Regions from separate parts of the Homo sapiens genome. Here region 1 is linked to region 2. A link is a contact called in ENCODE Hi-C or POLR2A ChIA-PET data. All regions are on one chromosome and are shown on one strand. Each heading gives the region's core, a stretch centred on a gene start or an enhancer-like site at or near the end of the contact. The rest is flanking DNA. Distances are from core to core; before and after follow the strand shown. Region 1 overlaps CAMTA1 (calmodulin binding transcription activator 1). Region 2 holds the start of DNAJC11 (DnaJ heat shock protein family (Hsp40) member C11).

Region 1 (3,503 bases), core at 856-3,355, 260 kb before region 2:
CACAAGACAGCTCTTTCCCAGCCGACCCGGCCTCTCCTTCCCAGCTCTCAAAAAAGACACGGTGGAAGACAGTCCCCTACTTCCATCCACAAAGGCCTTCAGCTGACTCGTCTCTCCATAGAAATCTCCTGGTCCTCCTTCCAGAGAATCCCTGGCGGCATCTCACAAGCAACATATACTGAGTGCTTCCTGCATGAGGCCTCTTGGAGAATCCAGCCACTCCTCTAAGCACCTCAAAGGGACCAAAGCAAAACAGCGTCTGCGGGGATTTCTTATAAAAGTGTACAAAGGAATGAGTGTATCAGTCACGTTTCTACTTGTGACATTAGCCTGTGGGGGCAAGAGAATAAGAAAATGTAGCCTCCTTAGTATAAAGTGTCCATATGGACCTACAGAGTGGCTACTACCAGAAATATGCTTTCTCCAACCTGGGAGAGAGGCAGCCATGGCTTTTCCACCCAAGAAACAAAGACTGCAGTGTCAGATAAAAGGTGGGACCTAGGCACAGTTCTTCCAAGTTCTATGACATCCTCTGAGACACTGCAGATGGAACATCCAGAGAAGCCATCACGTTGTGCCCCTGTACAAAACAGCCAGGACGCTGCGCCCTCCCCAGGTACCCAGGACGCTGCACCCTCCGGGGGCACCGAGGACACTGCACTCCTACATGAACACCCAGGACTCCGCACCCCTATACAGACCCAGGACACACCACTCCTACCCAGACCTCCAGGACGCTGCACCCCTACCCAGGCACCCAGGCCCCTGCACTCCTACATGAACACCCAGGACACTGAACCTACCCAGATCCTCAAGACACTGCACCCCTACCTGGGCACCCAAGGTACTGTGCCCCCACCCAAAGCACCCAGGACACTGCAACCAAACCAGACACCCAGGATTCTGTATCCTACCCAGGCACTCAGGACTCTGTACCCCTAACCAGGCACCCAGGATTCTGCACCCCTATCTGGGCACCCAGGACGCTGTGCCTCACCCAGAGCACCCAGGACACTGGGTCTTCTGCGACAGGCGCCCCAGCCTTTAGCAGGACCCAGTGTCCCCCAGGGCACAAAGGGAAGGAAACTGAAGTGGAACAAGGGCCCTGGCCCTTTCCCATTGTTAGGGTCAGGGCTCTTGGCCCATGGTGAGGGGCGTCTCTGCTCGCACGGTCGCCACCTCCAGTCCGCAAAGCGCAGCTCCCCGAGCCGCGCCCAGCCCCCAGGCCCCGGGAGCGCGCCCCCCCAGCCAGGTCAGCAGCCCGCCCCACCAGGTCTGGGGAGGGGTCGGAGAGCGGACAGGTGCAGGCGGGTTGAGGCGCCGCCTTGCCCGATGCTTCCCCTGGCAGCTCTGCTTCCTTTACTCGGGGTTTTAAAGGTCATGTTCTCCGTCAGCGGAAACATTCTACATGACACTTCTGAGACAGAGGCTCCTTTAGAGGCATTTAATCCAAGAAAGGCACCCCCTGAAGAACAGGGTTTATAGGTCACGGCTCAGACGGCCTATAAATCACGCTTGCCGCTGCGGGGCGCCAGGCGGGAGCTTGAAGGCCAGGAAAACAGGGTGGGGCCCGATTGGAAAGAGGGGTGGCTCCAGAGGGGCGGCGCGGGCAAGGAGGGGCCAAAAGGGATGGAGGGCGGGGCCAGTCACAGGGCAAGGCCGGGATGGAAAGCGGGGGGGGGGGGGGGGCCAGGTGGGTGGGAGGAGCCAGATGGGGCGGGGCCCATAAAGGAAAGATGGGTAGTTCCAAAGGGGCGGGGCGGGTGAGGAGGAGCCAAAAGAGATGGAGGCTGGAGCCTGCCAAGGAGCTGGGTCAAAATGGAAGGTGGAGTGGGTGAGGCCAGAGGGTGGGATGGGTCAAATGAAGGCGGGGCCCTAATGGACAGAGGGGTTGGTCCAGAGGAGAAGGGCCACAAGGAATGGAGAATGGGGTCTGCCACAGGGCGGGGCCAGGGTGGAAGGTGGGAATGGGCAGGGCCAGACGGGTGAAAGGGGCCAAATGAGGGCGGGGCCCCAACTGAAAGAGGGGTGGGTCCAGAGGAGCTCGGCAGGCAAGGAGGGACCAAAAGGGATGGAGGGTGGGGCCAGTCACAGGGCAAGGCAGGGATGGAAAGCAGGGGAGTGGGTGGGGCCAGATGGGTGGGAGGAGCCAGATGGGTGCGGGCCCAAAAAGAGGGGTGGGTCCAGAGGAGCTCGGTGGGCAAGGACGAAAAGGGATGGAGGATGGGGCCAGCCATGGGGCAGGGGCAGGATAAAAGGCAGGGAGTGGGTGGGGCCACGTGGGTGGGTGGAACCAGACAGGGGCAGGTCCACAGAGGAAAGAGGGGTGGGTCCAGAGGGGCGGGGCGGGTGAAACGGAGCCAAAAAGGAGGGGTGGGGCCAGGTGGGAAGGCTGGATGTGGGCGGGGCAAGATGGGTGGATGGGACCAGACGAGGGCAGGTCCATAAAGGAAACGGGATAGGTTCTGAGGGGGCGGGGCTGGCAGGGAGAGAGGAACCAAAACGGAAAGGGTGGGGCTATAGAAAGGGTGGGCCCGGGGAAGAGGCCAAATCGGAGGGCGGGCCCAGAGGGGGAGTGGAAGGGAGGAGGGGCGGGGCGGGGTGGGGAGGGGCAGGCGCTCTCCTCCAGCTGCCCCTGGCCCCTCGCCCCAGGGACCAGCCTCCCAGCAAGGACCAGCTGACCTGGGGGGAGTAAAATGAGGTGGGTGTCCCCGCTGCACAGGCCGGGGACACAGCGTCACCTGTTGTCTGAGACCTGCGTGCCTTGTCGGGGTCCACCATGTATCTGGCACTCGGAGCACACGTGTGTCCTGAATAAATCGGGGCCCCGGCAGAGGCATGAGACAGAGGCGTGAGGCCCAAAGCAGCAGGCTCCAGGCTCTTGCGCGCCACGGACACCGCGAGGGAGACACGTTTGGGGACAGCCCGGAGGCTGAGGGGGCTTGGCTTTGACCCGACAGGGCAAAGGACTGCCATACCGGAAGACGCTGGACTGGCCGCCGGGGAGAGATGCACAGCGCCTTCCCTCCCTCCCCAGGAAAAGGGGCTTCCCTGCAACAACCTCTGAGCAAGGCGCACTCTGGCCGTCCTCCCAGGGACACCCAGCCAGACGCCCCTTCTAGTTTAGAGGCTGGGGGCAAGCCCGGTGAGAAAGAATCAGTCTAGTCCTCGTTTGCACCCAGTTTTCAAACATTCAAGCTGGGCTGGTCCTGCGGTATTCATGTCCTTTGGAGACCGAGAATGAATGGGCTTGGATCAATTCAATCAATCCCCTCAAAATGTTAAAAACCTAAGAAAGGTCACTGCCAGTGAATATTCCTTTCAGAAGCCTCACCCTCCCCACCCGCCCCAAACTCCAGAACTATGTGTCAAGGAAACATGACTGAGAGCCCTGGGCTCTCACGCCCCCGGCTCAGCCCAGGCTGCCACTGGGCCCAGGGTGAACACAGGACCCAAGCAATGGCCAGCAGGAACGCATGGTGGTCGGCAGGCAGCGCACCTTC
Region 2 (3,208 bases), core at 349-2,848:
CTCTTTTCTCTGCAAAGGAGAAAAAGGCAAAGCCCATAACATTGCTGGAAGAGCTGATGGACCATGGAAGCTGTTGTGGAGAAGCTTCACACAACTAAAGAAATAGCCCTTAATTTACAACCTGGGCTGACAGTTTGTTTCAGGCTGACTCAACCCACCCGAACAATCTGTCTCAGCACACCGAAGTGTCTCATGCCAAAAGATCCTAAGAGGGCTGGGCAACTTGGAAGGGATGAGACACAGGCCCAGATGGTGCACATCTGGCCAAAAATTAGAAAGAGAAAGAAATCAGCCTCTCAAATCCACAGACAGGTGTTCGGGGCTTCCCAGGAGACCTGCTTATGAAGGGCAACGGGGATGGCTATGGACTGGTGGTTAGTGAAGGAACAACAAAGGTTTCTGAGACTTGCGCAGGTCAGCGGGAACCAAACAGGTGGCAAGAGTGGGCTGCTGTCCACCTTCCCTTGACAATGGCGTCATTTCGAAGACCTTTAAATTATTTAGATTGTTGTAACCAAGACATCTTTAATAATGCACCAAACAGCAGGCACCAGGTTGAAATCAATTAGACTCCACCGATAAATTATAAGGGAGAAATTTACAGGAGAATGGCTCTGGGGTAGGGACTGCAGGTACACATGCCTGCCAGAGACAATTATATCAGGAACCAAATAGTTATTGCTTTGTCATTTAAGCAGCAGAAAAGATGGCCAGGTGCTCCTAAATTAGAGCAATAACAAATAACTAAAATGAGGAGGCCTGTTCTGGGCAGGAAGGCTTCTGGGTGGCCAAGAGAAAAGACAATGGAGGTAGGAACAAATGTCATTTGGGGGATATCTAGGATCCGGATGCACCCTGCACTGGGGGCACCTCGCGCTTCTTCCAGGAGTTTGGGGCCAGTGGGGTAACAGGTGGTATCACAGGGGTTTGTCTCCCAGAGGATGACAATCTCCTGGAGGTGACTTCAAAGTTTCCCTTTCTAGGCAGGACGCGGTGGCTCATGCCTGTAATCCCAGCACTTTGGGAGGCCGAGGATCTCCTGAGTTCAGGAGCCTCAGACCAGCCTGGCCAACATGGTGAAACCGTGTCTCTACCAAAAATACAAAAAAATTAACTGGGCGTGGTGGCGCGCGCCTGGAGTCCCAGCTACTCGGGAGGCTGAGGCAGGAGAATCGCTTGAACCCGGGAGGTGGAGGCTTCAGTGAGCCGGGATTGCGCCACTGCACACACACCAGGCTGGGCGACAGAGTATGACTCCGTCTCAAAAAAAAAAAAAAAAAGCAAAGTTTCCCTTTCTAGTACAGGAAAAGCCCTAGGGAGTCCTGGCTGGATCTCAGGCCCCCGAGGACGCAGCCACGCCGCGTGCCACGCGTCCATTGGGAGCACGAAGAGACACCCGCGTGGTCACCCCGCCAGGGCTGCCTAGGCGCCGCGTCCCGCCCTAGGCCGCGCGGGGGCGCAAAGCGCAGGCGCACTCCCGCCGGGCGCGGACGGCTCCGGGCCGCCAGGGGCCGCTGTGGCGCAGCCGGGCTGGCCCGCGCTGTCCCTGACGCGGATCACTGGCCCCTCTTGAGCACGGCCTTGCCGGTTTGGCGGGGTGAAAGGTTGCGAAGATGGCGACGGCCTTGAGCGAGGAGGAGCTGGACAATGAAGACTATTACTCGTTGCTGAACGTGCGCAGGGAGGTGAGGCCAGCGGCTGGACGCTCTGGGGGCTGAGGCCGAGCCCGGTCGTTCGGGAGGGCCGGGCTGGCGGTGGCCGCCCCACCCCCGCCACGGGAGGCTCGGGTCCGTCGGGGAGGCCGCGTGACCCCGGCGACGTGCACGCCAGCCGCCCGATGGAGGCGTCCCCACCGCCCAGACCCTCCCGCCGGGGGTTCCGGGGCCAGCCTCCGCCCCAGCTCCTGAAGGCCAGTGCGCCGCGTGCACTGTGTCCGGGTAGGGCCAGAGGCCCCCGCACGCTCAAGAGGAAACGGGGGCCCCGAGGAGGCCACCGTAGTGGGGTTAGCAGTCCTCCGAGACCCCGTCTCGCGCTCAGCCCACATACTCGTCCTGGCTGAGGGGCTGTGTCATCGCCCGCCGCCAGCAGGATGGCGAACTGAGTCTCACCCACCAAGGTCAAGGCCACTAGGGAACGTCCTTAGGGCTTTTTCCGGTTCCCGAGTCTTTCGTGGGGACGCTCTGCCTCTGAAGTGGGTCCAGCCTCAGAGGCATGCGTCTCATGCCCTCTTTCATTCCCCTGGACCCGATGTCCAGAAATTGCAGGCAGAGCCTCCGGGACACAGACCCTCGGCTCGGAGGCTGCAGATTAGGAAGAAGCCCTAGGCCAGAAAAGTGGTGCCCTAACAACAGCTTCAACATTCACACCAAGCACTTGTACCCTGTCTCCTCAACGAATAAAAGATAACATGAGAGAGTCTCACATAGCCTGGCAGTAGTAGGGCCCCACTACACTCCTTTGTTCTTGACTAGTCTGGAGTTGAGATAGGTGTGAAGGGCGAGAAGGCTTCCAGGGTCAGGTCATGAGGTGGATCAGTTTCTTTAAGCCGATGGGTCCAGACTTTTCAGCCCTGCCAGAGAATTCCTAATTCCATCTCTCAGGTTTTCCAGTGGTAATGAAAGCTAGCCAAGTTTGGCTATGCTAACCAAAGCGGGTTCAGTGTGTGTTGTCAGTAAATATTAGTCTATGTGATGTTAATAATACAAACTTATCTTGTGTGGGACCACTATGCTGAATGAACTTTGTACTGTTATCTCATTTAATTCTGAGGATAGCTCTTAAGGTAAGTATTATGATAGCCCTTGATTTACACTTGAGGAAACCAAGGCATAGAGAGATTAAGTAGTGTGTCTAAAGTCACACTACTAGAAAGTGCAAGAGCCTGAACTCAACCCAGGCAGTCTGACTCTGGAGCCCAGCTTGTGAGCTCCATGCTAGTCTGTCACCTTACCTTACCAGTCCTTGGACTACAAAGCTGCTAGTTCTGGTACTGTATCCTTGAGTGTCACGCGCGTCCGTGTGAAGAGACCACCAAACAGGCTTTGTGTGAGCAATAAACCTTTTTAATCACCTGGGTGCGTATGGGCTGAGTCCGAAAAGAGAGTCAGCAAAGGGTGGTGGGATTATCATTAGTTCTTATAGGTTTGGGATAGGCGGTGGAGTTAGGAGCAATTTTTTGTGGGCAGGGGGTGGATCTCACAAAGTACAT

Evidence for each region. Hi-C counts contacts between places; a loop is a spot of excess contacts on that map. ChIA-PET counts read pairs that join two places held with the same protein, here RNA polymerase II (POLR2A). Pooled maps may share reads with other maps.
Region 1: a pooled map shows a loop between it and region 2 (15-fold over the local background). The contact joins the enhancer-like site here to the promoter of DNAJC11 in region 2. A Hi-C loop is called at or near these places in 1 of 37 single-sample maps with no recorded cell type and 8 of 50 pooled maps. POLR2A ChIA-PET finds 5 or more read pairs at or near these places in 5 of 52 experiments (H1, HEK293T, WTC11 and 1 more).

The regions. Positions count from the first base shown.
Region 1 is chr1:6,961,458-6,964,960 of GRCh38, reverse strand. The region is part of intron 3 of CAMTA1 (calmodulin binding transcription activator 1); the gene reads right to left. Among named protein-coding and RNA genes, the nearest start is that of CAMTA1-AS3, 51 kb to the left of the region's middle. RefSeq lists silencers at 1,622-1,671, 1,912-2,151, 2,382-2,481. Within about 2 kb of position 2,105, at least 2 of the 41 ENCODE cell types and tissues checked have a DNase peak (open chromatin) inside an H3K27ac peak, as active enhancers do.
Region 2 is chr1:6,700,206-6,703,413 of GRCh38, reverse strand. DNAJC11 (DnaJ heat shock protein family (Hsp40) member C11) reads left to right here and starts at 1,598. Exons shown (of 16, transcript NM_018198.4): 1 at 1,598-1,685. The coding sequence starts at 1,614. RefSeq lists a silencer at 1,362-1,811.